Linked DNA regions of Homo sapiens: all the other regions are linked to region 1. The links are chromatin loops, found by intact Hi-C in ENCODE. Cell type or tissue: heart right ventricle. All regions are shown on one strand. Each heading gives the region's core, and the rest is flanking DNA. Links, peaks and the distances in the headings are about the cores only.

Region 1 (7,461 bases), core at 2,680-5,179:
TTCCTTTATAATTTTTACCTTGAAATTTACCTGAATTCTCAAAAGACCACAAGAAGTGAGATTTAGAAAATGGGAAACATTCCATAAAAGTATTACTAAAATAATCTAAAATTATGTTTCACTAGTGTAAAGGGAAATCCACTAAGACTCGCCTAGAGGCTAACATTTCTCCATTGTTACTAAAATTTTCTAGGAATAACTTTTAATAATTTAGGTTCCCTGTGAGTGGCCTTATCATGGGATAAGGGAAGGGAAGGCATTGAACACTGAGAAGAGAGGTGAATGGATGCAAAGACAAGCACAATAAACAGGTGCTGATAATGAGAAGCAATTGAAGAAAAATAACAGTAGGAAAATAACAATAATAATAGAAGTTATAAATTAAATCGAATAGACAAAGCTTACCAATCTTTAGTTACCCACCATGGGCTAGTTATGACATCAAGTGTTTTCCTTGTAAACCTCACATGAACACCTTTATTCCTTCTATTTGGAATATGAGAAAACTGGGTCTGAGGGAGGAGCTTGCCCTTGGTCACACAGCTAGCAAGTGGCATAGGTGAAATAAAATATCTATCCTGTCTGATTCTAAAGCCTTGCTTAGAATCACCTGACAGAAAGAGATGCTGCTTAATATTAGCTAGAAAGATAAAGAGGGTAGAAAATAGTTGTACAACCTATGTGCAAGAGAAGGAGAGGAGAGTTGAAAACTTGACGAAGAAGGATTAAGGGAGAAGAGGAGAGGGGAAGAGTAGGGGAAAGAGGGAGAGAACAAAATGGGGTTTCCTTGGAGGGCCCTAGGAAGTCACCCAGGGATGATGGGGACTACATTGTTTTTCAAGCTAGATTTTCCTGTCTGTGTCCCTCAGCTACCAAACTGATTCAAAGCTCTCTTCTTACCTTATACACTTCTGAACTTTATACCACAGATAACTCAGAATCTTTGCTAATGAACCAAAACCGGAGAAGAATCCAAGCTGTGAGATTCATGCTCCAGATATCCAAAGGCAGATTGATATTGAGTAGTTGCTAATTAAACTTAACTTAGGAGATATATCTCCAGAACCCAGCCCAAAGTTTGTAGAACCATGACCATATAGGGCTATAATTTCACTGTGACCTATTCTGTCAATTCTACCTAAAATAAATAGGGCACTAAGCCACTGTATCCTGCCCTTGAATTCTGAGCATCCCATCGGGAACATAACAGAGAAGCTGCGCTTATAGGATCAAGCAACATAAAATCTGTGCAACCAAGACTTTCTGTAGCGTAGTAGCCAGATCAATTGTGTGTTTCTTTGTTTTGTTTGCAAGCAGTAAAACTGGCTCTGGCTAACTGAAGCAACGCAGCTTTAGTGGTAGGACATAGGATCATTTGAAAACTTAAAAAACCTCTAAAGAGCCAATCTTAGGGGAAAAAAAGAAGCAGAGATCCAAGCAGCAGGAACTAATCAACAATTAAGGTGACAACACTACAAAGAATCAGCTCCAATCATCTTTTCATCCTGGCATCACTGAACTCTATAATATTTGGAGTCCTCAAAATGGGAAATGAGTTGGCCTTATTTGGTTCTCTTACTGATCTCTTGGCTAGGGCAACTTGATTGACAGCTCCATCAAGAATATGAACAATGGGGAAGAGACAGTTATACAAAGGAAAATCGGGGACGGAGTTCTCAAAAGCGGGGGTGAGGTGAGAAACCAATGTTTTAAGTAAAGGGAAAAAAATCCACTCCAGTATCCCAGGGCTTTGATTTCTCTTAGGGATCTGGATTCTCTCATTCACTCATGTGCATATATGTTCTTTCTTTCTCTCTTTCTCTCTGTCTCTCTGTCTCTCTGTCTCTCTCTCTCTCTCTCTCTAAGACAGGGAGAGAGGAGAAGTGATAAAGAAAGGAACATGCAGAAAGAGGGATGACTTTCAAAAATATCCAAGGCAACTATTCTGGATGAAAATAATGTATACATATGTAACTAACCTGCACATTGTGTACATGTACCCTAAAACTTAAAGTATAACAATAATAAAATAAAAAAAAGAAAAAGAAAATAATGAGCTTGTGACACTTTTTTTTTTAGGTTTTTCAGCCTTTTTTTGGCAGAGCAGTTTTAGGTACACAGCAAAATTAATAAGAAGGGGCAGATATTTCCCATATAACATCTGCCCTAGCACAAGCATAGCCTCCCCCATTATCTACATCCACCACCAGAATGGTACATTTGTGAGCCATTATTATACTGACACATCAATATCATTCAAAGTCCATAGTTTACATTAGGGTTCACTCTGTGTTGTGCATTCTATGAGTTTGGACAACTATACAATGACATGTAGCCATCACTACAGTGTCATACAGAATATTGTCACTATTTTTAAAATCTTCTATTCTCTCCCTACTTAACCCTTGCAATCACTGACCTTTTTACTCTCTGCATAGTTTTGCCTTTTAAAGAAAGTCATATAGCTGCAATCATACAGTATGTAATATTTTCAGGTTGGCTTATTTCATTTAGTAAGACCCTTTAAAGTTTCCTTCTTATCTTTTCATGGCTTGATAGCTCATTTCTTTTTAGCCCGGAGTAATACTCTATTGTCTGGATATACCACAGTTAATTTATCCATTCACCTACTGAAGGACATTTTAGCTGCTTCTGGGTTTTGGTAATTATGAATAAAGCTGCTAAAAGTATCTATGTGTAAGACATAAGTTTTGTGTGGACATAAGCTTTCAACTCTTGGGTAAATATAGAGGAGGTCAATTGGCAGATTGTATAAGAGTATGTTTAGTTTCATAAGAGACTGACAAAATGTCTTCCAATGTGGCTGTAACACTTTTCTATCAGCAATATATAAGAGATCCTGTTGCTCCATAGCCTTGCCAGCATTTGGTGTTGTCAGTGTCCCACATATTGGCCATTCTAATAAGTGTGTAGCAGTATCTTGTTGTTTTAATTTGCATTTTCCTGCTAACATATGATGTAAAGCATCTTTTCATATGTTATTTGTTATTTGTATATATTTTTGGGTGAAGAGTCTGTGATGGTCTTTGGCCCATTCAGACAATTTTAAAAGACTTTTTGAAATGGTATAATAATAGCAGAAATGTTTATTTTTGACACCTTAAAATAGCTGTTTTAAGAAAATTAATTTTGATGAAAATGAAGCCCTTTAGTCTGCTGATACCTTGACATGCAAATCTGGGAGAAGTTACAGTGTGGAGTTCGTAATAGAACAGTTTGAAGAGCTGTGGGATGAGAATGTGGAACTAGAAATCAGAAAGTATATTCTGTTAGCAGAAAACCCTGGACTGCTCAGGACATGTACACCAAGACTGCCCTTTTGGGAAAGCCATTTATGGTCTGTGTTCCAAAACAAAGCTGAAAGAGGTGATAACAAAGCAAAACAAGATAGAAAAATGAAATAGTAGAACACATAGAGATCCAGAGGAGTCTATACAGAAGGCATGGGAAACAGGATTAACAGAATAACTGCCTTGACAGCTAGTGGCCCTTCAAGTCCAGTTCATGTCCCTCTTGAAGAGTGGTGAAATTTCTAGGCCTTGGGGAAAAGATATACCCATGGATAAATCCTTCTATAATTAAACCAGATGGATCGGTTTCTGGTTTACTGCTATTAAAACAATTCCAGTATAAGACAAATACCCTTAGTTAATTTTGCACCAAAAGTTCATGTCCTGGCCAGGAATCTCAGGAGGCTGGATGCCAGTCAAGATGGGTCATTTGACACAAAGGAAGGAGAGGTCTGCAAGGGAATCCTGCTATGGAAACTTTAGCATCAGTAACTGCGGGGATGAAGATATGAGCATTTGCCAACTTGGGAAAATAATAATTATAAACAGAGATCTGAAACTTGCAGTTCTGGCAGGCATTCCATTGCTAGCCCCACAGCCTGTGTTGGGTGAATCATGAGACTCCTATCAGCCTCCCTCAGATTGTGAGCAACCAAGTGTGATGAGGATACTTGTCACTACTTTTCACAGCTCATGAGTGGTGAGCGATTACTGTGATTAACAAGGACACTGGGTCCATTCACATGATGAACTTGCAGCTTTTGCCAGTGAGGAATTATGGTGATTAGCTATTCAGAGTGATTAAAAGTTCACTGGCTAAGGCAAAACCTCAGCTGATGGGAAAACAGTGATGGAGGGGGGCATGCCCACTGCATGGGGAGTGGATGCTGATACAGAGCCACTAATATGAGAAGCAGAGGACGAATATCAATTGTCATTAATTTTGTTGCATCCACAATGACCCATAATAAACTGACCTTCCCTGACAGAGAGAAAAGGGGAGAAAAAGCAATTATTAACAGAAGAATATTTTTTGTTTGGGGGGGGGAGGGATTAAAATCCTGTTTATCCTGAGAAAATAGGATTAACTTTAAAACATCTCCATTAACTCTATTTTGGCCAGATTCAAGGATAGTTGGGTCTAATAAATGCAGATATATAAAATGGCATTGAAAAGACTTGGCATAATGGTTAGTAACCTAGGCTCTGGGATCAGATACATCAAGGTTAATTATCTTCTACTTAACAGCTGTGACCTTGTGACGTTCACTCAGTCTGAAAAACATCAGTAAATCTAAACACCGAATTGCTGAAGGATTCAATGAGAAAAATGCTTAGAAATGTGCCTAGCATACCACCCTCAAGAAATATTATTAGTAACCACAAAAACAATCTAGAAATCATTTTGTCATTCATTGCAAATCCAAGGGATTCATATACTTTTATGTGCCCATTGAAGTCTGTGTCACTTAGGCATACTTACCAAATTTACAGTTGATATCATACTGTGAAAAATATTCAACTGAAATGGATAACAAAATTGAGATCTCAAATGTACTCAACTATCTGAGATAATAATTCAACTGTAACATAGTGAAAATTGAATTCTGTAACTTATTCCACATCAGTCATCATACTCAGCACTGGGCATATAGAGATGATTAAGAAGGGGGCTATGCTATCAAAATGCTCAAGGTCCAGTTGGAGAGTGTCTTAGTCCATCTGTGTTGATATAAAGGAATACCTGGGGCTGGGTAATCTATAAAGAAAATAGGTTTATTTGACTCACAGTTCTGCAGGCTGTATAAGAAACATTGCACCAGCATCTGCTTCTGATGAGGGCCTCAGGCTGCTTCTATTCATAGTGGAAGGCAAGCCAGTGTGTGCAGTGAGAAAGGGAATGAAAGAGAGAGAGGGAGGAGGTGCTACGCTCTTTTTAATAACCAGGTTTTTTAGGAACTAACAGAGATGGAACTCACTCATTACTATGAGGATGTTACCAAGCCATTCATGGGGGATCCACCTACATGACCAAAACACCTCCCATTAGGCTCCAACTTCAATACTGGGGATCAAATTTCAATGTGATATTTTGAGATGTCAAACAAACCATACTCAAACTATAGCACAGAGAGATGTACACATCAACAAAGGCAATCCCCTTGGATAAGCACAGTCACAAGGCCGTTCCAGAGAAAGGAGTATGTAATCTTCTACAGGATGGGAGGAAGAGAGAAATCGAGGGAGTTTTATCTCATCTGAATTTCAGGCAGAGAAAACACAACATGCAAAGAAATGAAACGTTAAATGACATGTCATATTTGAGAGACTATAGTAGAAGGAGAGAAGTGGTGAGTGAAAGGAGAAAACGAGAGAGAAATATATGCTGGGAAAGATATTGAGAGATTCAAGTGCCATGCTAAAGAATGTAGGTGTTATCTTGAAAGGTACAAGGGAGGAGTCAAATAGTTGATTCAAAAAATCTATTTAGTAAGCACCTTCTGTGTGCTAGACATTGGCACTTAGAATGTATCTGGTAGCAGACAAGATTTCCTGACCTCCTGGGACTTATATTCTAATGACAGAAAGGAATAATATTGAGCATGTAAATAAATTTTAAAACTTTTTTCCAAATAGTATTAGGTGCTATCAAATATGCTGCAAAGAAAGTATAATAGGGTAAAGAAACAGTGATGTGGACAAGGATGCTACCTTGAGCCAAGGTAGTCTAGGAGTGCTTCTCTCAGGAGGTGACATCTGAGCTGAGGTGTGAATAACAAGAAAACCAAACCAGGCAAAGATTTGGAGACACGGCAGTTCAAAGTATAGAAAAAGAAAAGTAAACTACTCACTCTTTTAAGAAAGTGAGAAGGAGGCAGTGAGTTTGCAGCTTGTGAGGAAAGGATGGTAGGAGTTACAACTAGAGAAGAAAGAAGTCAGGAGCCAGATATTGTAGGCCAGAGGTTCTCCCTGAGAGCCGTCAGGGTAGCCATACCTATGGGCATTTCTGGGACTCTTTCAGAGTGGGTTTTTTTTTGTTTGTCAGTGACAACAACAGAAACTCCTTCCTGGCATTCAGAAAACACAAAACAGGACTACAAGGGTTCCTGTAGCACACAGGAAAGTCTACACATCAGAGTTGTGATTCGTCTTATATGACTTTCTAATGTCCCACTAAACACTTATTTAGATAAAACGCCAGCTAATAGTTATCCGATCCTAAAATCTAACTTCATTTTAAATCAGAGCATTTTTTAAACTAAAGATATATTAGTCCCCAACTCTTCCAAAAACACAAATACCTTATAAACTGAGGGAAGAGTAAACATAGTTTTGTTCTGAACATTACCAAAAACATTTTGGGATATAATGTCACCATAGCAATGCTGCTTGAGGTGTCTGAGTTACTAATCAAAACACAAACACACCTGTATCAATCTGCATTTGTTGCTCACATGTTCCTCATGACTTTACCTATAGATGCAAGTATTTATCTACTCACGACTTCTAGTGTAATTATGCCTATATATGTACATGCTGAATATATATTGCATTATTATAAATCACTTTCCTTCTATTCTGCATTATACAAAACTAGGACATTATTTCTATATTTGAATTCGTGATCAGATAGGTTATATTATCTGTAAAGTTCATTATGAGAGTAAAGTGGGTAAATGAAAATATTTGTTCATAAAATGAAGCTATTGACTTTGATAGAGCTGAGGATCACTATAGGACATGGTGAGGAAAGTGGATTTTATTCTAAGACCAATGAGAAATTTAGAGAATATTTTAAAAGAAGTGTTGTGATCTGATTTGCAACTTTAGAAGCTCACATCTGCATTTGTAGAAACCTGATTGTGAATGGCAAGATGGAAATCAGAGAGACCAGAGAAAAGCTTGATGCAGAAGTCAAGGTAGGCAAGGACAGGGGCCTGGACTAATGAGCTAAGAATCGTTTGTGAAAGTTTATGTTTTTGTCTGCTTAGAACACTTGAAGTATTTAAAGATGTTTATCATATCATTTCTTATTATTTTCTACTTTCTGCTAAATATGCCTAGATCCTTCAATTATATTCTATATGACATGGTTTCTATGCTTGATCTTAGCCAAAAGGCTGAGAAGTAATCGACATGGTTTCTAGAC
Region 2 (7,461 bases), core at 2,145-4,644, 290 kb after region 1:
CCTCTAGCTCTGGGGATTACAAATCAACAAGAGATTTGGGCAGGGACAAATATCCAAACTATATCGTACACTAATGCCATTTATGAGGGCTCCACCCTCAATAACTAATGGGGTTAGGATTCCAAAATATGAATTTTTGGGGGATATAATCATACAGATCTCAAAACATCATAATATACAGAATTAAAAAATAATAAATCAAAAAAAGTGTGTGTGTGTGTGTATGTGTATACACACACACACAATACAGCATTTAAACTAACTGGGTCCTAGAAAACAAGATCTGAACTTACTATTGGCTCAGGGGAAAGTCATTATAGGCTTTTGTAGCAATAATAATACCACCAGCTCTGCCTCAGAACTAATAGGAGACTCACTGCTTTCCCCTGCTAACCCATGCCCCCACTCTCTAGCTCTGCTTGCTGTAGGTTTTTTCTTCTTGGGCCAAAGAGCTGTCCTCCTGACACTTCAGAAATACAAGCTTGATTTGCTGTAAGCAAACTTGAAGTTCCATAAATCAGTATTTTTAGCAGGCAGATTCTATGTACCAATATTTATTTATAACATGATTATATCCACACTGAACTTCCTTCATAAAACTATTATGTCTGCTGGCCTTTAACACCATCTCATACAAAGCAGCAGTGGGCCATTACTTCTTGAAAACAAAAAGTTCTGTTTTGGCGGTGGAATTTTGTTGATTCTTAGCATTTAGGTTGAATCTTAGAATTTTGAGAACAAATAATTTGAAGCTTTGGAACTGTGCTGTTCAATACAGTGGCTACTAGCCACATGTGGCTATTTAAATTAAAATTAGATGAAATTAAAAATTCCATTCCTCAGTCACAATTGCCATATTTCAGGTCCTAAATCGCCACATGTGGGTAGTGGTTACTGTATTAGCACAGCATAGAACATTTCCATTTCAAAAGTTCTATTAGACAGAGCTGCTCTAGAAGCTTAAGTTGGAAGGGATCTTTCTTGTCTCTCAATTCCACATGCTGTGAAACCTAGGACTTCCCATAGAAAATCTCTGACAGAGATTCTAAAAACAAAATTTGAAGAAAGGAAAGTAAAGGTGTCTGAAAACTTCCTGAGAGTTTGTCATAGCAATTAAGACCCCAGGTTTGGAAGTTCAAGCTTCATTCAAAATCTAGTTTTCCACAAACTGGCTATGTAATATTGGCATGTCGCAGCATTTGTAAGCCTTGCTTTCCTCACTGTCTGTGGCCTATCCACAGCCTCTCCCCACTTCCTTCTTTCCTAGTAACAGAATCCCAGTGTATTTCAGTGGTTAACAGAGACCCATTGATTTCAAGAAGGTGGATCCCACCACAGACATAGGAGATGCAGTTCTGTATGAGATATTAAGGGAACTAGGCTCAGGAGGAATTCTCTTCCCACATAAAAAGACAAAGCCTGTGAGGAGCAGAACTTTGGTGCTTCCTCATCCTTCTTGCTTGCTCTGTGGACATAATGCCTAGAGCTGTAGCAGCCATCTTGCAGCCATGAGTTGTCAAGCATTAGGATTAAGGCCAATATTCTAAGGGTCAAAGAACAGAAGGTTGAGAGAACTTGGGCTCTGGATGACATCATTAAACAGCCACATACTTCTGCACTGTTTCATGTGGGAAAAATACGTACCTATGTTGAAGCTTCCATAAGTTTTGTTTAGTTACTTACATCAAAAGCTTTATAAATTGATATTTCATCTTGGATCAACAGTATTCAGCTTGGCTGCTTTAACTAAAAACCTCAAATAATGGAAGTTTTAAAAGATAGAAATTTGTTTCTATCCCAGGTAAAAGAGATATGAGGTACACAGTCCAGGGAAGGTCCAGCTTCACATGAATATCAGGGCCTCTTGCTGCTTCTCTCTTTCTGCTCCATCATACAAGCACTTGGTTTCCATCTTCAAAGTTACCTCATAGTCCAAGATGGCTACAGGAATTCCAGCCATCACAAAGACATTCCAGGCAGCAGGAAGGAGGAAAAGGAAAGGACAAATGGGTACTTCTCCCAGATGAGTTAGCATCACTTAAACAGCCAGTCTTAGAAGTTACACACAACACTCCCACCTAACAGCTCCTGCACCAGAATATAGTCCCACAGTATGCCTTGTTGCCAAGCAGCCTGGAAATATAGTCTTTTCGCTGGGAGCTATTGCCACCCCAATACAATCAGCATTCTTCTACTGAGGAATAAGGAGAGAACAATTCTCAGGTGGCAACTGACAGGCTGTTGTAAAACAAAGTGAGTTGATGCCAGAAAAATATCTGGCACGGTGCATGATATATATAAACTCTAAAAAAGAGTTGGGAGTGGGGATAGGAAGGGAGTAAAATATTTTATCTTCACCTTTGAGTTGTTTTGTAATGAGTTGGTCTTTGTTCCATTAATACAGCATTCTCCAAATTTTAGCATTTGCATACCATCTTTGTGTTTTTTCTATATTCATATACCACCTATATATTATTCCCTTTAAATCAACTTGACATTTAAGCTTAAATTTAAGTATATAATTCCCATAAATAGAAAACCAATATTCCTCTAATAATAACATAAAAATTATAGCTATTAAAAATTTCACTTTGGATATTACCTAAAACCACCTCACATGCCACATTTTTGGAAAACATTTCTCCATTAAATACTTCGGAATAAATGACTTTTGTGATTGATTGCCTCAGGTTTGCTTTGGTCATTAATCAATCTCCACTGCTACTTATTTGCTTCATCTAACAGCATAAGATGGAGATTATTCCTTAAATATCTTTAGTAATTAGAAAAACTGACATCTTCTTTGGGTTCAACCAACCTTTAATGAGAATTGATGACAAGAAGAATACGCTTATGGGACTTAAAAGAAAGCTGACACATTCAGCAGCTTCTTAATTTTCTTTTTTAGGATCCAGACAGAGCCCTATTGAGAAGTAATTTTTAAACACATTGTCAACTTCAAGTACGTCTTCAATATCTTTTCTTTTCAGTCTCTAATCTGTATTTAACTTTCCAGGCCAAACTCCTTGACGTGACATTCAAAGTGCTCTATGCTATCTCCCTACATTCCTCCACACACTTGACACTCGTCCCCAGTGTCCCTGGCATGTACAAGCCCCCACACTGTTCCTCAGCTGCTGTTGGCATCACTGTTTCCTCATACGTAAAATGGCAATTTTACCTCCTGCCTCATTTAACTGCTAAGCCTATCATGAGGATAAAATAAGACCATGCTGTGAAAGCTCTTGGAAAAGTGAAAAGTGCTCTGTGTAAGATGGCATCATCTCAGTCAACTGCCCTCATGCTGAAGTGGCTCTGAGCATGGGCTCTGCAGCCAGAGCACCTGGCTCACTACCATTTTCGTGCTGTGTGACCTTGGGGAAGTCACTGTATGTCTTCGCATCTCAGTTTCCTCTCCTGTAAAATGAGACTAGCACCTACCAATGTGGTATTATGAAGATTCAATGGGTTAATCCACAGGAAGCACTTAGAACAGTGCCTGGCACATAATGAGCTCTCAGAACGTGTTAGCTATTATCCTTATTATTATTATCTCCAAAGGACAGCAGTGAAAAGAGTGGGCTCCAGAGTCATGCAAATTTGGTTTCAAATCCCAGCCCCATGACTCACTACTGGGATGTAAATAGGTCACAAATTCACTCACATTGCTCTCCCAGGTGCCAAGGAAATGGTGTTTCTCTATTTATCTCCCTAACAGACCTGCTCTTTGACAGAAGCACTCACTTCCTGGGCAACGGGAAATGGGCAAACAAACAAACAATAAAACCTAGATGGAGTCCACTTCAGCAAACCTGAACTGACACAGTAATTTTAAATTCCTTAGGTAAGACTCACTCACTTTAAATATAAATGTTCGGTCATAGATTTCCACCCGCTTCCCTGCTCCTCTCCAAGACCAGAAATGTGGGAGGTGGACTTATGTAACCTGGCAGTGTTGTAACCAGGGCTGAGACTAGGATGCAGCAAGTGAGGTGTGTAAGATGCAGAATTTGGGAAGAACTCGCACAATCCTGAGAGTGAGCCCCTCTTTAAATCTGGTGACCTTAGTGCTCACTTGCTTCACTCTAGTGCGAGCCCTGGGGCAGGAAAACCCCTAATCTCCTGCTCCTCATTGGTTATGAGCCAATTGGTTGGGGACCTCATGGCTGTTACTGGTTCTCTTCCTGGTGTTATGCTGTTGCTGAAATTAGTGCCTAACACACCCCAAAGTCTGGTTGCGATGATAGCCTGGATAGGTTCTCCAGCTGATTTGGTCTTGCCATAGCCCTTGCTAAAGCTGCTGAGTCTTGGTCTCAGAAACAGTCACCCACATTATCTGTAAGGCAGTGCTGGTGTTCCTCAGACCAACTCCTCCAGGATCCACTCTCTGGAGCACACAGGCACTTCCCTCCATGCCACAAGTACACTGAAGGCAATTTAGAAAAGCTAAACCTTGACCTTCTCTCTGCCTAATCATGTGGGATGGCCAGGGGTCCTTTGATAAACTGTCCCCACTCCAGTTTGGAGCAGGGCAGCCTAGAGGTAAATTCTGCCCAGAGCCCTAAATGTTCCTTGAATCCAAACCAACTTGACATTGTCACTCCTTTAATTAATTCCATCATCCCCATTTGCTGCAGCCCAATATCCACAGTAGGGAGATCAGGACCCACAGTCCCACCGCTGACTCTCCTCTTCTTCCCACAAACACCCTGGCCTGAAGGATCAGGCTTCTGCTTTCTCATCAGATTTTGTATATCCTCCTCCAACTTGGGGCAGCAAGCCTTGTAGCCTAGCCAACACATGGAAGAGGTTTCTTCTCTACACTATGGAAGAAACTATGATCTAAATCATGCAGGTTTTCTTCTAGATATACTAAAAATACTATAAAATAAATAGATTTCCTATCCTCTTCTCTTTCTCTCTTCTTACATTCTTCCTTCTAAAGCCTGGCTTCAATTTTACTGTGAAGCCTAAATCTTATTTTAAATGTCAGAAGCTGATTACCTGTTTTAAATTTTTGCATGTCTGCTATCATTTTCCTAAAACTGAAGTAGATGAATGACTTGGGGCTAATTTGGGGATTCAGTAAAGCATACACAAGTGCAAAAAAAGAAAGCATATGCTATATTTTTTCAAAATATTACTCCTGTTGCATTTATCACTGATATGGTTTGGCTCTGTATCCCCAGCCAAATCTCATCTCAAATTCTAATCCCCACATGTCAAGGGAGGGACCTGTAATCCCCACATGTGGAGGAAAGGAAGTGGTTGGATTATGGGGGCAGTTTCCCCCATGCTGTTCTTGTGAGTGAGAGAATTCTCATGAGATCTGACGGTTTTATAAATGGTAGCTTTTCCTGCATGTACTCTCTCTTGCCTGCCCCATGTAAGACGTACCTATTCCCCATCTGTCATGATTTTAAGTTTTCTAAGGCCTCACTAGCCATGTGGAACCGTGAGTCAATTAAACATCTTTCCTTTATAAATTACCCAGTCTTGGATACTTCTTATAGCAGTATGAAAATGGACTAATACAATCACCTTGGGCAAGTTATAAATTTTTTTATTCTCTGGAGAAAAATACATTGTAATGGTACTAGCCACAGGATAATTGGGACAACTAAAATTCTGTGTGTATACAAAGACATATAAGGAAATATTACAGCAGTGTTGTTCATAATAATCCAAAACTAGAAACAATTCAAATGACCATCAACTGGTGAATGGGCAAAGAAAATGTTGTATATCCATATAATGAAATACTATTGGCAATAAAAATAAATGAACTATGGATATATGGTACAATATGGATGAATCTCAAAAACATTCTGCTATGTGAAAGAAGTCAGACTCAAAAGATTACACATCGTATGGTTCCATTTATTTGCAATGTCCAGAAAAGGCAAATGCACAAAGACAGAGAATTAAGCAGTCTAGGGCTGGGAGTGGGAATAGGAATGGGATTGACAGCAAAAAGCACAAGGAAACATTCTGGGGTGATGAAAATGTTCTCAAACTGGATTGTGACAATGCCTGTAGAACTTTATAAATTTACTAAAATCATTAAATTATACATGTGCAGTGAGTAGAGATTATATGTAATTATACCCCAATAATGCTATTTTTAAGTGTTTGTGTGTGCATATACACACCAAGGAGCATGTGTGCATGAAAACACACACAAACACACACACACACACACATACACACACACAGTGCCTGGCACAGAATAAGCACTTAAAAATGTTGGTCACATTTATTATCATATTATTGAAATGTTTATTATTATTAAACTCCATATTTTACATCATTTGAATGGGCTATTGCCTTAAAATAATTTTGGGCACTATTTATGTTTAGGGGGTTATTTGTTTAGTTGTACTACCTATTATCAAATTCTCAGCATCTTCAGAAATTCCACGAGGTATACAGAAGGTTAGCAAATGTCTTCATTATTTTATTGTACTTTAGAATCAAAGGCAAATATCTATTAGAGTATTATTAGAATCCTCATTTGCTCTTTGGCTGTTGTGAAAGTCAGTTTTCCAAATCACAATATTTGAGACTAAAAATAAATACATAAAAATGAAAGCATTCAAGACACCTGCTTCACTCAAATGCTAGAGCCTTTTTATAGAATGCTAACATTGAAACCCTTGCCTTTGGTTTGTATAAAAGATGCTTCTTCCTTAATGCTTAAAAGCATAACTACTTAGAGTTTATGGTTATTTGTCCTATTCATAAGGTAATTTCTGTTTCAACAGAAAGAGAAACCTGAGGCACACATGCACCTCTCCGGTAAGCAAGTGCTCAGGCACAACTTCACACTGCTTCCTGAAAGGAGCTATTGTGCTCCACATTAGATATGACTCACCATCCAATCTACACTCGCCAGGGCCCAAGACCTTGTTACGCTTCCTTTCCATTTGGCCAGTTTCCAAAATTTATTCCTTTTGTCTCCCCAAACTGGTCTTTTTCCTCCAGTCATCCAGGTTCCTAATTACCCAATCCCCTGATAACAACTGCCCCCGCTTGCTCAACTCTGCCATTGAGATTTTACTGCTGCCATTGTCCCTACCACAGATGTCTTCATTCCTCCAAGTCCCGCCAACTGCTAGGTGGCCTGGCTTAAGATTCCTCTCTTTCTCTCCATCCATATCCCTCCTTTGACTCAACGCTAGGAACAATTTACCCTCACGTATGCATTTATTTCAGAATGAGTGGCATTTTCTTCTCAGCATTAGTTACAATCTTCTCATAGACGAAGACCCTGGCTCCTACTTCTTTGACAGCCCGCTTTGCGCTAATCTGAGGAATGTACCTCCTGCTGCTCACTCTCTCTTGTGCATGTGCTCACTGAGGAAATGCCATACTGAATTGCCCACACAATTTCCTCTCTCCCTACACAGAGGTGAATTCCCTTAGCTCAGTGATTCTCAAAGCCCAGCATCAGCATCACCT
Region 3 (7,461 bases), core at 3,058-5,557, 390 kb after region 1:
AAGGAGGAGAGACACCAAATTCAAATGGCTCCTCACAGAGAAAAAGATCCTTCAAATTAAAAAAAAAAAAGTATGTGTATTTAACATAGACAAATAAGCATACTATCATTGTTGTCATTGTTGACAATACTTTTATAGCTCACCACTCCCTGTATCACTTTTAGGCAAAGACCCTCCCAATAATAAAAATAACTATCATTTGTTGAATATTTACTATGTGCTAGGCACCATGCTAAGTATTTTAAATACACACTGATTCGACTCAGTTTTCCCGTCTGTAAAATGGAGGAATTTACCTAGAGCAGTGTCAGCAAACTGCAGCCTAATCCATGGGCTAAATCCACACACTATTTTTGTAAATGAAGTCGCTTTGGAACACAGCCATGCCCATTCATTTATAAACTGTCCATGACTGCTTTTACAACACCTGGGTAGAGTTGAGTCACTGAGACAAAAACTATATGGCCCGCAAAGCTTAAAATATTTATTATCTGTTTTCTTACAGAAAAGATTCGCCAACCTCTGATCTAGAAGATGGTTTCAAAGGACCTTCAAATACAACATCCTATGCTTCTGACTCTGGGTGTTGAAACATCTTTCTCCAGTTTCTCCACCACCTCATTAGTAGTATGAAACAGCAAACACAGTATGTCAGCCTGGACTTATCTGTGTGTTGTTATGTAGGCTTTCATGTTGGTGTCAGTTCTTTAGGAAAATATTCTTCATATTTTAAATTCTATAATAACTCATTTATCAGCCCATTGTTGAGAGCTAACAACTTCAGGTAATTCCATTTTAAACTATATGTTATTAATAACACCCACATCAGCTGTGAAAAAAATATCATTATGGGGCTCTAATAAATTACACCAATTTTTTTTAATCAAATTCTGTCACTTTTTTTAACTTTTATTTTAGGTTCGGGGTACATGTGCAGGTTTGTTTTATAGGTAAGCTCATGTCATTGGGGTTGTTGTACAGATTATTTCATCACTAAGCCTAGTACCCAATAGTTTTTTTTTTCTTTTTTTTCTTTTTTTCTTTCTTTTTTTTTTTTGTTGAGACAGTTTCTCTCTGTTTCCCAGGCTGGAGTGCAATGGTGCGATCTCAGCTCACTGCAACTTCTGCCTCCCTGGTTCAAGTGATTCTTGTGCCTCAGCCTCTCAAGTAGCTGGGATTACAGGCATGCGTCACCATACCCGGCTAATTTTTGTATTTTTAGTAGAGATGGGATTTCACCATGTTGACCAGACTGGTCTCAAACTCCTGACCTCAAGGGATTGGCCTGCCTCAGCCTCCCAAAGTGCTGGGATTACAGGCGTGAGCCACCGTGCACAGCCCAGTAGTTATTTTTTCTGATCTTCTCCCTCCTTCCACCCTCCGCCTTCAAGTAGGTTCCAGCGTCTGTTGTTCCCATCTTTGTGTTCAAGAGTTCTCATCATTTAGCTCCCATTTATCCATGAGAACATGCAGTATTTGGTTTTCTGTTCCTGTGTTAGTTAGCTAAGGATGATAGCCTTCAGCTCCAAATTCTGTCACTTCTTACCTCACTTTCTCAAATTCATTGTTCTTCCTTCTCTCTGCCATCATCATTGCCTACTGTAGCTTCACCCCACACCTGAATTATTACCTGAGCAGCATTCAGCCCAATTCTAGGCACAAAGTAGGAGCCTACATACCTGAAATCCAAAATCTGCCTTTAGACAGAAACAGAACTGGGATGTAAGAATTTTCTTAACATTTTTTGGCTAATTGACACATGGAGTCTAACAGGTGACATCTTGATAGAACACATGATTGGGATGGGAATTTACAAGGCTTTAAGCATCCTTTATCACCATCATTGTTGTTTTAGAAAGGCCTGGGAAAGCAACAAGTTAACAAACAATTTGAATTCCTATGCTCTCTTAGGTTCTACAAAGAAAGATCACCCTAAAATAGCCAAAGCCACAGTGTAGCAAGAACATGAACACACTGCATTACACAATGCTGCCAACTCAGTGTCAGTATGTACACGGCACAGTTTCAAACAAGTATTTTTAGCCCCAGTAAAGGCCTGGTACTAGATTTTGGTATTGTTCATGAGAACCTTTTTTTCCTATTCAATCTAAAATATTAATCATTCCTTTAATTGATAAAATCTCTAACTTTACCATTCAATTTTTTGATAGCCTTCACTGAATTCACTCAAATACTTTAGTACCAACCCAGTAATCATCTAGATTCAGTTATTAATTGCAGCTTATGTATTATAAGAAAAAGAGGTAAAAGTATCACTGTCCTCTTTGAGTGTCAACTTTTAATGTTGTCATCAAAGTATTCCTTTAAATACCACCTCTACCCACCCCCCAGGCAGAAGACCGGACATAAGAGAGAAAGATGGTAAAGAATCCAAGTTTAGCCCATCTTGAAAACTTTACATGTAATTAAAGCTATTTTATTCTGTACTAATGCTTCCCATGATTCTCTAGAAGTAAGCAACTGAACTAAAACAGCTTCTTTTTAATTTTTTAATTATTTTAAGAGATGGGATCTTTCTATGTGGCCCAGGCTGGAGTTCAGTAGCCATTCACAGGCATCATCATGGCACACTACAGCCTTGAACTTCTGGGCTCAAGCAATATTTCTGCTTCAGCCTCTGTGAAACAGCTTCTTTAATTAAGTAGCTATAGCCTCTGTCATACTATTCGTGCTTACCCATTTCAAAAAATTTACTGATTATACCTGCATGCCTCTTGTCTTAGACTTACTTTCCTCTTTCCTTTAGCACACCTGTAGAATGTACATAACTTTTGAATGTGTCTGTCTTCTAATAGGAAGACTCCTATTAGAAAAGGCAGGCTCCAACTAATAGCCCCTTACATCACCATCAACCTGAAGGCCAAGAGCTCCCAAAAAAGACACAAGAAGGTGAACACCTCTGCATTAGAGGCAAAGATCCCATAGCAGGCCAGCTACTCCCTTGTTATTCTGGTAATTGGAGGAGGTTAAAACCAGGAGGGTATGGAGAAATGGCGTAGTGGGAAGAGATGTTCTTGTCTCTTTTATATAAGGCTTATTAAGAAATGTAATACTAGGAACCCATTTGTTGAAAGATCAATTGCTCTGCTATGTGCTTTACAAATAGTATCTCATTTAATCCTCTCAAGAACCTCAGGAGGTAGAAACTATCATGTCCATGTTTACACATGAGGGAACTTAGATGAAACACAGCTAAGCAGTGGAGAACCAGGACTTAAACAGTGGTCTCACTGATTCTCTAAGCTGGGCTTGAGACTGTCTTCGTTTTGGCTCCTGTGACACGTCCTAGGTTTACAAAAGTCAGTAAAAGCTAAGATGCAGAAAGTAAGATCACTGGATGTCCTTTTTGTTACCCCAGAACCCTAAAGCTCTCTGATTATTTTAAATGGGGTCTTGGAACTGGCGAAAACATATATTTTGCAAAAAGTGAGTAACCTACTGGTATTTGGCTTTTGAAAGTTACCAGAAGATCAGAGAAGAGCATAGAACACATTTCCCTTGGTTCTTTCTCATGTGTTAGATTCCCTAGGTCTCAAGCACATCAATGCAGGCCAAACACACAGACAGTAACAACCTCTCTTCTTGACATAGACCTTACAGGAATCATGGGGAAGAGAGAAAAAGCATAGTTCGTGGGCCTTTGGTTATACAAAACAAAAACAAAAACAAAAAAACCTCAGAGCCAAGTTAGGATGTAGGAGCTAGGGAGGACCTAATTGTTCTGCACAATAAAGTGAAAGGCATGCTTTCCATGGTTGGAAGAGTGGAGGTGAAGAAAAGGGGAAGGCTGGAACCACTGAGGGCACACATGGCTTAGGGAATATTTTTAAAGAAAAGGAAAGTCCAATATTCACATATGAATCATACATATTATGTGCAATATTGAATTTTTCCACACCTCCTCAATCCTTCAGGAAAGTTAGCTCCACCTCACTAAACCATTTTATGACTTTACCTTCCTTAGAGAAAAGTAGGTAAAAAATTGAAAGAAAGGGCAGAAACAGCTTTCTTAGTACTTTCGAAATGGCAGAACATCCTGTTTTGTAGGCTAGAAGAAATTCAGGAAGAGGGTAAGGATGATGTCACCTCAGAGGCAAGGAAAGGAAAACACCATTAGAGAAACCTGGCCACCAGTTAAGAAATCCTGTATACCTATGCCATTGTTATTTCAGTTCTATATAGAAAGTTACTACCTATAGAGAAACTAAAGTGTGCTCCTGGAACTTTCTGGAACCCAACCAATCAGTCCCCAGCCCTGACTCTGTTCTACTATCCATCTCCCAGCAAAGACTCAGAGATCAAGGAGCTCAGCGGGTAGACACCAGGATTAAACTCTGGTGCACTTTTCAGCTCACATTTTCCACATACACACCCTCCTTATATGATTCAGCTTCAGGATTCATGCAGAGCTTGACTCTTTTGAACTTATTTACAAGTTTTATCATTATACTTGCCCACATTATGCAAGCAGTTTGCAATCTCCCCTAATTCTCTGGCTTTAATTATATAATTGAATAAGCCAAAAGCTCATTTTTCCCAGGAAACATTAAACATTACCATCTTAATGAAATTCTTAATGAAATGGTCCACTATGCATGCAAATGACCAGTAGTGGCTAGGCCACTAGCTTTTCACTGGGCAAGGCAATAGAATAAATGCTCTTTTGTCAGTCACTGGAAATGGCAGTTCCCACCCACACTTTTGGCTGGAATGATAATTCCATAAGACTAGAGGATGAGCCTCTGTGAGATACATGGATATAATTAAGACTGGATGAAAAGAGTTTAAATGAAGTAGGAACTGATCTCAACCTATAAAAATCAAAACTTATTTTCAAGACTGAAAGAGCTCACTTAAACTTCTCTTGCCAATTAAAAAAAAAGTTATCAACTATCCGCCTTATTCTCCAGAGAGTAGAGGTCTGAAAAATTAACAGTATTAAACTTACTTCTCAACTTACTTTCAGGACTGAGAGGAGGAAATGGCTAAAAGAAATTTGGGGGACCTCTGAAAATTTCAGCATAATTAATAACTCTTCAAGCATCTGTTCCTGCCCAACTGCATTTTTCAAATGCCCTGTGGCAAACAACTTAAATCTTATTACATACCGTACACTCTTCTCATGCCAAAGTCACTGTCTGCCAAAAGCTAAAATGGAAGGATTGCAGGCCTGTTCACACTTCTTTTTTTCAAATAGCATGGACAACCGTGTCCTGTGCCAAGTAGACACAAACTTGAAGTACTTAATAGCTACTATTTATATGACAAATTCCCAGTTCTCAAACCTTATCAAATCTTTGCATTGCCAGAAAAATGTCAAGCTGCCAGAAATGTCCAACACAGAAGCTTACCCTGAACATTCAAGCTACAGTACTGTAGAGAAGGGAATGTAGCTCTTGCACCTATCACAGTGCTTAGCTGAGTAAATGTTATTTCCCTTCCTCTTAAGTTCTTCCATTTTTCCACAGAAGAACATAAAGCCAAAGAAAATCATGTTTGCACATTTTTAGCAGCTATATTGGGATATAATTCACATATCATACAATTCACCCATTTGAAGTATAAAATTCAGTGGATTTTGTGTATTACATCATTTTTTAAATTGTGGACAAATATATGTCATAAATTTTGCCAATTTAAATATTTTAAGTGTACAATTCAGTGGTATTAGTTACATTCAAAATATTGTACAACCATAACCATTATCTATTTCCAAAACCATTTCATGACTTCAAATAGAAACTCTGTAACCATTAAATTATTATATATTTTTTTTTTGAGACAGTGTTTTGCTCTTGTCACCCAGGCTGGAGTGCAATGGAGCGATCTCAGCTCACTGCAACCTTTGCCTCCTGGGTTCAAGTGATTCTCTTACCTCAGCCTCCCTAGTAGCTGAAATTACAGGTGCTCACCAACACGCCTAGCTAATTTTTATATTTTTAGTAGAGACAGGGTTTCACCATGTTGGCCCAGCTGGTCTTGAACCCCTTACCTTATGTGATCCACCTGCCTCAGCCTTCCAAAGTGCTGGAATTACAGGCGTGAGCCACCATGCCCGGCCTCTAACCATTAACTCTTTAACCATAGCTGCCCTTTGCACATTCTCTCAGCCCCTAGAAACCTCTAATCTATTTTCTATCTCTATAAATTTCCTATTCTAGATATTTCATATAAGTGGAATCACATAATATTTACCTTCCTGCATCTGGCTTACTTCACTTAGTGTACTGTCTTCAAAGTTCATCCATGTTGTAGCATGTATCAGAATTTTATTCCTTTTTATGGCTGAATAATATTCCATTATATGTATATACCACATTTTGCTTATCCATTCGTTTCTTGGTTATAGATTTTTTTTCTAATACTTTGAGTTCAGAGAATTAAAAAATCTCAAACCTCAATTCATAGAACATACTTATCAGTTAAGATGACCCCCTCTCTTGGGTATTAATTTTTTATCCCCAGAAGCTTCTCCCATACCCTTCTCTTCCAACAGACACCCAGTCTAATGTGTTTGACACAGACCCTTAAATATGTATGTAGGTTTGTAAAATGCAAAACTCTGTGTTGTTTAATTTATATAAATCTCATTCAATTTCTCACTTTTTCACTCGACTCTGTTTTCAGAGCTACACATTACTAGATCTAGTTAGTTGTTAATTGTTTCATGTTTAGTTGCTGAAAGATGGCATAAAGAAATAAAATAGTGTCATTTTATCACATTTTCTCTGCAGAGGAAGATGACTCACAGGGTGATTGCTCTACTTCTCTGTGAGCCACTGGTCAAGCCTCTTAATCTCTCCAAGTCTTGGTTTCTTCATCTCTATAATGAGGTGGTTACACCAGATCAGGGATCTTTGATGGGTAATATGCATCAAGTGACTTGGGAAACTCTTCAAAATAATATGCTCAACCCAACAGCAAGATCTAAGGTAGCAAAATCCTGGTCTAAATAGTGTTAGAGGACAGACATGGTGGCTCACACCTGTAATCCCAGCACTTTGGGAGGCCAAGGCGGGCCAATCACTTGAAGTCAGGAGTTTGAGACTAGCCTGGCCAACACGGTGAAACCCTGTCTCTACTAAAAATGCAAAAATTAGCTGGACGTGGTGGTGTGCCTGTAGTCTCAGCTACTGGGGAGGCTAAGGCGGAGAATCACTTGAACCCAGGAGGCAGAGGTTGCAGTAAGCTGGGATCACACCACTGCACTCCAGCCTCAGTGACAGAGCAAGACTCCATCTCAAAAAAGAAAAAAATAGTATTAGAGAAAAATCCCCCATATGATTCCAGTGTGCTCCCCTGATTAAAAACCCTGCAGCACAAGATGGATCTGTAAAGCCCCTTCCCTTTAGTACACCAGGATTCTGTGATTACAAGGAAAATTTCTTGGCAAAGGTCCTACAGCAAACCAAGGGCTAGAACCTGGCAATAAAAATGATA

Evidence for each region. Peaks named below come from ENCODE experiments on the same cell type or tissue, not always from the same donor. Only the 100,000 strongest peaks of a DNase experiment are listed, where the experiment ranks them.
Region 2: it touches region 1 in a loop (25-fold over the local background); 15 of 110 quality-filtered maps call a loop at or near these places.
Region 3: it touches region 1 in a loop (7-fold over the local background); 4 of 110 quality-filtered maps call a loop at or near these places.

What each region holds. Positions count from the first base shown.
Region 1 is chr5:155,477,426-155,484,886 of GRCh38, reverse strand. No RefSeq gene overlaps it. Among named protein-coding and RNA genes, the nearest start is that of KIF4B, 470 kb to the right of the region's middle. In heart right ventricle, for the core only: no CTCF peak of the experiment used is centred there; a DNase peak (open chromatin) is centred at 4,016; H3K27ac peaks cover 2,500 bases.
Region 2 is chr5:155,189,558-155,197,018 of GRCh38, reverse strand. No RefSeq gene overlaps it. Among named protein-coding and RNA genes, the nearest start is that of KIF4B, 180 kb to the right of the region's middle. In heart right ventricle, for the core only: no CTCF peak of the experiment used is centred there; DNase peaks (open chromatin) are centred at 3,228, 3,318 and 3,847; H3K27ac peaks cover 2,500 bases.
Region 3 is chr5:155,089,166-155,096,626 of GRCh38, reverse strand. No RefSeq gene overlaps it. Among named protein-coding and RNA genes, the nearest start is that of KIF4B, 79 kb to the right of the region's middle. In heart right ventricle, for the core only: no CTCF peak of the experiment used is centred there; no DNase peak of the experiment used is centred there; H3K27ac peaks cover 2,500 bases.